2 separate regions of the Mus musculus genome follow, and region 2 is linked to region 1. The links are chromatin contacts, found by Hi-C or POLR2A ChIA-PET in ENCODE. All regions are on one chromosome and are shown on one strand. Each heading gives the region's core, a stretch centred on a gene start or an enhancer-like site at or near the end of the contact. The rest is flanking DNA. Distances are from core to core; before and after follow the strand shown. Region 1 holds the start of Slc12a7 (solute carrier family 12, member 7). Region 2 overlaps Slc12a7 (solute carrier family 12, member 7).

Region 1 (4,545 bases), core at 678-3,177:
CCCAGTGGACCTGAGTGTATTGACAATAATCTTCCTTAGCTTCACCGGGTACAGCGTTCAGTGTTGTCTGAGTTCCCAGCCTGTGGATATCATGCCACAGTAATAGACCTTGCTGGTGTGCAGTCAGCCAGAAGAAATGGGGCTGAGAGACAGGCACATTTGTAAAAAGGACTATAGCTGGGCATGTCTGTACATGTATGTAATCCCAGTACTTGGGAGGTAGAGGCAGGAGGATCAAGAATTCAGTCATCTTTGGCTCTATATCAAAATTTGAGGCCAACCTGGGCTATGAGACCCTGTCTTTAAAAACAATAGAGGGGGAGGGCAGGGAAAGTGACTGGGGGCTATGGCTTTTTGTAAGATGTGTTGGGTATGATACCAGGGTCTCTGAAATGGTAGGAACCCTCTCCTACTGAGCCTAAGTTTCAAGTGTTTGCCAGTCTGGAGGGTGTTCTGAGGAGGAGAAGGTGGTCACTATTTCCACCTAAGGTCCAGCTGAGCAGGGGAAACAGGTGATAGCCCTTCCCTATTTGCTATGGATAGCTCCTGGAGGGAGGTGGGGTGACAGTATGATCTGAGCAAGTTGTGCCCTATCCCCCATAGGAGCTGGAAACTGTATAAGAGGCCATTCCTGAGTGGCCCATGTTTCCCCCAAGCTCCTTCCTGGCAGAGGGCAGAAAGCCGGCCATACTGGGTACAGTTGGGCTTTCCCAGAAATGGCTTTTCTGAGTTAGTTTCAAAATGTTTTATTCTCATCGGTAGGATATGCAAATCCCTTTAACTCCCGTATCTCAGCCTATCCCAGCGGTGTCACTGGTCCGGCAGCTGCCTTCCAGTCCGTGTCCCTGATTGAACTGGGCCAGGCCACCTGGCTGGCCCTGTTCCACAGGTTGTGAGCAGCTCTAGGCATATCACCTGTGTTTCTCTTTGACCATCTAAAACAGTTTTGGGTGACTTGTTGCACCTGGGGGCTATGGCTTTTTGTAGGATGTGTTGGGTATGATACCCTAACATTTTAGTTCCATTCTCTCTTGAAGAATATTTGTTTCCAGTTTTTCACCAGTCTTTCATTGAAAATGCACAAGGTCCTGAAATTCCGGAAGATCTGTGACTTCCACCATGTGGTGTTCTGGAACTCTTTGCTCGGATCTTCCTGTCACTACTACCTTCGGAATTTACCTGCCCTTGGAGCCAAAGGGAGGAACTGCCACCCTCCAAGTTTGGGCTGCAAGGGTTCCCCAGGTTGGATCGTGGAACACTCCTGCCAGCAGGTACAAAGAGTCTCGGGCTTGGCTGGCTAGGCCTGTCCCAGAGCCCAGTGACCTTCTTGGGTGGGATTACTTAACCCCAGGGTGCACAGCGTCCCCTGATTGGCCATTACTCCCTGGCCTAGGTTAGCAGCCTGACCTGGTCAGGGCCTGGGCCCAGATCACCAGCGTTGGTGGAGATGAGGAGCTGCAAACTGAGAGAAAGGAGCCATGACCTGTGGGGTGGTGGGAGAAGAGCCCCACGGGAGTTTGGAATGAGAATGGAAGAACTGAAGCTGTGGAAGTGGTGAATGACAGGCTCTTGGAGGGCGGGAGGGCTCTGAGCCTGTGTTGTGAGTAGGAATGGGAGGAGGACGCGGTCCTGCGGGGAGGAACTGGTGTCTCTTATGCTGAGGGAGGTCTGCATCTGTGGGCAGTTCATTCAGCGGTGGCCTCTAGGGGTTGGGTTTGTGCGTACCGAGTCCTTGAGGGTACAGGGCTCTGGCGGGGCAACCCTGAGACTGTGGCTACAGGGGCGGAGTTTTAAGGGGTGGAGCGTCTGGTGGGCGTGGTCGTTCCGGAAGCCTCCCGACCCCGCCCCGGGCAAACTTTTCCCGAGCCGTGGGGGCGGGCAGGTGAGGTCACGTGGCGGGCAAGGGCGGGCCGGGCGGACCCCGCCCCTACGCCGGAGTCCGGCGGCTGCTCTGGAGCAGCGTGTGGCTGCGAGGGACAGCAGAGTCTAACGGAGCCATGCCCACGAACTTTACGGTGGTGCCGGTGGAGGCGCGCGCCGACGGCGCCGGGGACGAAGCTGCTGAGCGCACGGAAGAACCCGAGTCTCCCGAGAGCGTGGATCAAACCTCCCCTACGCCGGGTGAGCTTGGCCGCACCTGCAACGGGACAAAGGCAGAGGCTGGGCCCTTCTGCTGCCGCTGGGCCGCTCTGACTCGTTGGTTGGCGGCGGCCCGCGCGGCGCGTAGCGGGGCGATGGGAAGGGGTCAGAAGGGCCAACTGGTATCTGCCTGGCTCGGAGGAGTGACCCGAGACCGGGAGAGGATTCTTGGGCTGGTGGTTTGTTGGCCCTGTTCGTTCAGTTTCTTGAATTCAGTGCTCTGCTCCTTGCTTGAGGCGCCCGCTGCATATCTCCCTGTTGGCCTGACTCAGTCAGCCCTGGGGGCGCGGTTCCCACCTCTCTGCATGGCCTGACTGGAGCATCGAGGCTGGAGCACCGGAAACTACTTGGTTTGGCAACTCTGACGGGACTAGGGAGGAGTTGCAGAGCTACTGGAGGTACCTATGGAACGGGAAGGCCCAGGTGTCTAGGTGGTACCTGGGAGAGCTGGAGGTACAGACCCCTGGATGGGTGATCTCACTGACGGACAGCTTCCTCTGGGCAAGCTTTCTTTTGCTCCAGGATGGCCCAGTGTGGTCAACCGATAAATCCGACTGGGATCCCAGATCTGCCTCCACTGACCTTGGACCAGCCAAACTTCCCTTGGGATCTTAGAGGAAGGACAGAGGCCCGTGTAAGCCTGGGGAGGGGGCTGCGCACTCTGAGCGCGGGCTTCTCTTTGCTGCTCTTTGTTCCTTGGATCCGGAGCTCTCTGGCACTTTCACTTTCCACGGGGTGGTGATGGGCCTGGGAATCTCTCTCCATCCTACTTCTCAGCACCCTCTCTGCTGATGGCAAGTCACCTTGAACTGACTGCTTCCTCCCTGTTCCAACTCTCTTCTAGACCTAGATCCTAATAGGCCCTAATAGGTGAGAGGACCCAGCACAGACCTACAGCTGCAGCTGGCCTTGCACCTACCCCAAGTTTTACATTGGAGGTTTGGGCTCCAGGTTCTGGGTCTGGAAGGAAAAGAGGGTGCAATCCTCAAGAGATGGACGGATCTTTTATATATGGCATCAGAGCTTTTGCTGCTCAGAATACAGGCAGTAGAAACTGCGCTTCCTCTAGTCCATACTTTTAGGAGCCTGCATTCATAGACTAGGAGTGCTGGCCCGGAAGTGGCCTAGCCCAGGTCCGCAGCCTGCCTGTCTCACTCTGTGACCCTCTCCATGAGATGCTGGACTGTCCAGCTTTCTCTGCACAGACAAAGCATTCTATGTCTCAGGGCTGCTGCCTGGCTAAACACATAAAATCAGTTGTAAGGTGGAGGCAGAATCTAGAAGTCCAAACTCAGTGTCCATCAGCCAGGGAAGTGTGAAGAGGGTCAGCAGCATCACAGAGACCCCCAGAGTAGAGCCCCCAAAGCCCTTCCTGGTGCCCAGTGGCCTGAGACAGACAATTCTACAATTCTGCAGATGTCCTATATGATTAGTGTCTCAGGCAGAGGTAATTTTCCTTTTGATTCATTTCTTGTTCCCTACAGTATCAGGACTCTCAAGTGGTGCCTGACGCCAGTCAGGGCTGAGGATTCAGCTTCTAGGAAGGGAAGTGACTGTCTGGCTTCCTGAAATTTGCACTGTTAACAAGAGGACAAGCATGCACTTTTAATTCCTTAGTTGTCTTGAGACGAGGTCTTATGCGGCCTTGAATTCAATCTGTAGCTGAAGATGACCTTGAACTCCTGACTGGAGCCTCTAGCAACTGCTTGTATTACAGTAGTGTGTTGCCACACCCACTTTTGTTATGTTTTGTTTTGTTTTTTAAATGAATTGCTGGTCAGGATTGAACCTGGGCTTGGTACTTTGCTAGGCAAATGCTCTACCAACTGAGCCACATCCTGAGTATGTGTGTTTTAATGATCCTTTCACGCTCCAAGCTGAACTTGAGTAACTTGGCTGGGCTTATATAGAACTTGCATTTTGGTGCTCTGTATACTTAATATTTCTATAATGATAATTTTGGAAACTTCAGCCGCTGTACCATGACAGGGATGACTTTGTTGTAGTCACAGTCTGCTGGGGTTTGTCCTGAACTCTTTGCTTTTTTAAAAATTTTTAGTTATTATTTATTTTTGTTTGTTTTCAATTTTTATTATTTTACTTATTTACATTCCAGTCATTGGTCTCCCACTCCACCTCTCAGTACCCCCTCCCACAGTTCCTTATCCCACTTCTCTAACCTCTTGCCTCTGAGAGGGTACTCCCCTCCACTCCCCAGGCCATTCCCTTTCTTGGGGCCTCAAGTCTCTTGAAGATTAAGGGAGAGCTCTGCTATATTTGTGCCAGGGGCCTCTGACTGGCCTGTGTATGATCCTGGTTGGTGGCTCAGTCTCTGGGGGGTAAGTTGAGATTGCTGGTCTTCCTATGGGGTTACTCTCTCCTTCAGCGTTTTCAATCTTTCCCCCA
Region 2 (4,545 bases), core at 1,111-3,610, 40 kb after region 1:
ACAAACAAACATGAGTCTGTGTGCTGTCAGATGTTCTGATCCTTTGGATAAGAGGTGAGTAACCAGAACCTCCTCCTACAGCATACTGGAGCCATCTCTGATGCCTGCTGCCCACAATTTGCTGGTCCTGTAACTCCTGGGCTTCTTCTACACAGGCTTTCTTATTTCTCTGTGATCAGTTGTGACAGGAAACCTCCAGCCCAAGCAGAAACAGAACAAATAGTGTCACCAGTTTCTCATGTCCATCTACAGCCTCTGCTGTCCTCACAAGGCCAGGCAGGGTCCTGCCACCTCCAGTGTTCAGCTACCCAGATTGTCAGAAACCTTTTTTACTCCTCTCTCTATATTTGTGGATCTTACCTAAGGCTCCATCGTAGCTGCCGTGTCTTGGTGTCACCCTTTTCTCTGGAGGGGTTGATCAGCGAGCATTTTTCTTATGGCTATCCTTATCTGGTCTTGCTTGTGCGTTCAGGCTTCCTGCTGTCTGTGTGTCTCTAAGCTGCATCCCAATTTCTGAGTCCAGTCCATTCTGGGTGGACTGTGGAGTGGACTCTGTGGAGTGTATTCTGAGGACTGACTGTGGGCATTGGTGGTAATGACTATTGATAACTCTGGTCTGGAGTGACAATCTTGTGGCTTTTTCAGTGATGACATTACTTGCCCGGCCTGCCTGTCAGGCAGCTTTGAGATTCGGCAAGATCAAAGAGGACAAGAGAAGAGATGGATCGTTTTCTTGCTCCTCCAAAAGAACCAGCAGTTGCCCCTTAGAATGTGGAGCCTCCGATCCGAACCCTGGCTGCTGCTGACTGCAAACCCACGAATTTAAACATCATAGCTCTAGTCCTTACGGATGGGTGGTTTTCTGTCTTGTCCTTTGGTGTCTGACCTGTAGCTGGTCTGAGGGGCATTTTGTTATGGGAGAGAGAGTGGCTCTGTCTTGGAGGTGCTCTTGTTTTTATCTGTGATATTTCTTGGGTACAAAAAAGGCCAGCATCTGCTTTAAGCAATGGTATGCTCATGTCCTTTCCTGGTGTCTCCTCTACACTTTAGAGGGGATCTCTGGAGTTAAGGCCACCCTTTGGACAGATTCGAAGGGTGTGCATGGACTCTTGTTTGTTATCTGATGTCACTGGCAGAACATGGGGAAAGGTATTTGTGTTGAAGTGAGTGCCTGCTGGGGACCCTCTGACTCTGGTTTCAATCTCCATTCTGATAAGAAATGAGAAGAGTATCTGTGGCCGGGCGTGGTGGTACATGCCTTTAATCCCAGCACTTGGGAGGCAGAGGTAGGTGAATTTCTGAGTTCGAGGCCAGCCTGGTCTACAAAGTGAGTTCCAGGACAGCCAGGGCTACACAGAGAAACCCTGTCTCAAAAATCAATCAATCAATCAATCAATCAATCAATCAATCAAACAAACAAACAAAAACCAAAGAGTTCCTGTGGCTATCTCATGTATGTCTGTTAGATTAATTTATATTCTGTAGTGCTGGGGTGGGACCCAGGACCCCATATGTGCTAGACAAGTGCTCACTCAGCCACTGAGCCACACTCAAACCCTGGTTGGATGATTTTAATCTCTATTTGCTTTTAGGCAGAAGGTTCTAAAGAATCTGAATCAGGAACATGTGTTGAGAAACAGAAGCCAAGTATTCGCCTCTCCTGGTACCCATAGGAAAGGTTTAGCATTGGAATTAGTCATTTTTATTGATCAGCAAAAGCCAGAAGGAGCTGCCCAAGGGTCCACCTGCCCCTCCTGCCTGATGGAGCTCTGCCCTTTAGTCGGACTATCAGTAGTAATATTAAACGAAGACAGTTTGGGAAAGCCATTCATTTTAAGTGATCAGAGCTTGTGTAAGAAGCTTGTTCTGGGCATTTCCTTACTATGTCAGGGTTAATATCACTTTCCCTCTACTGCAGCATTTGCATGAAAGGGCTTGAGGGTTTGAGTCACCCTATCCTTCCCTAACTAAGGGTCCTGTCTTCCTCTTCTGTGAGGTTTCCCTGCCCACAGTGGCTTTGGCAGATGTGCCAACTTCTTATCTGGACCAGATTCCTGCCTGGTCAGGGCTCTGTCCTCTAAAACCTTAGGCTGGGCAGGCGATTCTCTAGCAGTAAGGCAAAAACTAAGATCCAGCTCCAGCTCTTTGGGTCTAGCCTGGGGAAAGCAATGTTGCAGCCTTTGTCAGGGACACAGGCATCACAAAGCCAGGGCAGGGGTGTGTAGGTACCGTGTACGGTAGGCATATCCTTCTGGTCAGTCCTCCGCAGTGTTCCTCTGTGCTGTGACCTTTAGCCAGCTTCAGCCCATAGGAGGACAGAGTAGCCCTGCCACACACATGCCATCGAGCTGAGTCAGCCTCTCCAGTACTTCTCCTATGAAACCCCCATCATGGGCACTGTCCTTCCTGCCTGGGAGCAGCTGTGTCCCTGTGACCACGCCTCCCGCCTGGGCTGCCTCTCAATCACTGGCATGTTCCCCTTTTAGGACAGTGTGTTTAGATTGTTTCTGAATTACGCAGAATTCTATAAGTGGAACATGTTCCTCTTGTGAGCCTGGTCTACCCTAGATGGCTGGCTGGTGGTTGGTGGAGGTGAACACAAAGCAAGGGTAGAGGTGAAAGGATGGCTGGGAACCGTGTGTATTGTCAGTACAGCTTTAGTTGTGGAACTGTAGTGCAGGGCAGTCATTGTGGGACCAATATAGGAGGCAGTCGAAATCAGGCAAAGGAGGGAGAATAGTGAGTCTTGTGACCAGTGGAGCAAACCTAGACTAGGTGAAGTCTAAATTTGAGGTATGGGCAGAGTGGGCTCAAATCACTTTCTCCCTCTTCTGGCTTTGCTGGGGGGGGGGGGGGCTCCAGGCATTCCTAGGCTTAGCCTGTCTCCACATGGCTGCCTTCCTTCTCAGATCTCTCTTTCCTCCGTCTTGTCTGAGTTACTTGTTACTGAGTTCAGGGTCCCATTGAACAGTTAGGATACTTTTTCCAAATAAGGCCATGTTTCCCCATTTTGGCTGTAGCACGGTCAAAACGAACCCCTCTTGGGAACACCATTCAACCCGTCACTGTCCTCGTTCCCCAAACACATCTCCCTCCCACGCAACTACATTCGTTGCACTGCAGTCTCCAAAGTTGTAAGCATCAACAAGTCTGGACCTCGTCACAGGCCACACCGAAACGGACTCCTCTCTGTGCTTATTACCAAGAGATGTGGAAAAACGTTTGCCTGACGGTGACCACATGGTCTTCCTGATCTAAAAGGGAGAGCGAGCGCAAAGGCATGAGGGTCACCGTCCACATAAGTGTGAAGTCTAGTAGGGCTGTTCCTCTAGGTACCATCAGATACCCTGCACCCAACAGGACCTAGTAGGCTGCCTGCTGTAGAAGGACAGCATCCCTAGGCTGTTGACTCGTGAATGGTGTGTCCTGAGTCGTAGCGTACAATCTCTCTCTCCATTGTCCCTAAGCAGCTCTGGGGAGGGAAGAGCTGTCCTGGTAGATGCCTGACATAGTGATGGAATGACGGGAGTGGACAGGTGTGGAGACTGACATGGTGGCTTGTCTGATAGCCCTTACTGGAGCATTCCATTCCCTCAAAGGCTGTTAAAGTCGGTCCATGAAGCATGGCCCATGAGTGTTGGATGCTTATTCTTTTTAAAAGATTTATTGATTTTTATTTGTATGAGTACACTGTAGGTGTCTTCAGACACACCAGAAGAATATGTGTGGGGCTGCCTCACTGTAGGGACGAAGGGCATGTTGTCCCTGGCATGTGTCTTAGCATCCTGTACTAACACCTGCCTCCACAACTCCCACAGAATATCCGGTCTCTGATGAGTGCAGAGAAGACGAAGGGCTTCTGCCAGCTGGTGGTGTCCTCCAACCTGCGAGATGGTGCGTCCCACCTGATCCAGTCGGCTGGCCTCGGTGGCATGAAACACAACACTGTCCTCATGGCCTGGCCAGAGGCTTGGAAGGAGGCAGATAATCCTTTCTCCTGGAAGAACTTTGTAGGTGGGTGTGGCAACCATGCCCATCCCAAGTGTTACTGTCACACTAAGTGTATGGCCAGAAAATATAGACTTGGGGCCTTGGAATGTGCTGGCCAAGTTGTTAGTTACAGAAAAAGCAAATGGCAGGTTTGCATTCTTGAATACTCTCCTCTCATGCCCAAGCCCAGTCCCCATGTGGGGATTTTCCTAGAATGTGACACACTGTCCTCTGGAGATGATGGAATAGCTCTGATATGGAAAGTTGTTCTTTGATGCCTCCCCGCCACCCCCTGGTTAGATGACTTCATGGGACCATGCCTACTTAGCTTGTGACAGTCTTCCCACTGTCTGGAGGGAAGCTAGCTCCCTGCTCATCCCCTCATGAGACCCCATGGTCCAGCTGGCCCTTGGTAACTTACCCATGGATACCTTTCTCCACAGACACAGTCCGTGACACTACAGCAGCACATCAGGCCTTGTTGGTGGCCAAGAACATTGACTTATTCCCACAAAACCAAGAGCGCTTCAGCGACGGGAACATTGATGTGTGGTG

The links. Hi-C counts contacts between places; a loop is a spot of excess contacts on that map. ChIA-PET counts read pairs that join two places held with the same protein, here RNA polymerase II (POLR2A).
Region 2: a map of heart shows a loop between it and region 1 (1.8-fold over the local background). The contact joins the enhancer-like site here to the promoter of Slc12a7 in region 1. A Hi-C loop is called at or near these places in 3 of 37 maps with a recorded cell type or tissue (CH12.LX and heart). POLR2A ChIA-PET finds 5 or more read pairs at or near these places in 3 of 5 experiments (Patski and embryonic stem cell).

The regions. Positions count from the first base shown.
Region 1 is chr13:73,761,770-73,766,314 of GRCm38, forward strand. It overlaps Slc12a7 (solute carrier family 12, member 7), which reads left to right and starts at 1,928. Exons shown (of 24, transcript NM_011390.2): 1 at 1,928-2,121. The coding sequence starts at 1,998.
Region 2 is chr13:73,801,596-73,806,140 of GRCm38, forward strand. It overlaps Slc12a7 (solute carrier family 12, member 7), which reads left to right. Exons shown (of 24, transcript NM_011390.2): 18 at 3,819-4,014; 19 at 4,434-4,545. Among named protein-coding and RNA genes, the nearest start is that of Slc12a7, 40 kb to the left of the region's middle. Within about 2 kb of position 2,361, at least 1 of the 3 ENCODE cell types and tissues checked has a DNase peak (open chromatin) inside an H3K27ac peak, as active enhancers do; it is heart, where a contact is called at or near this core.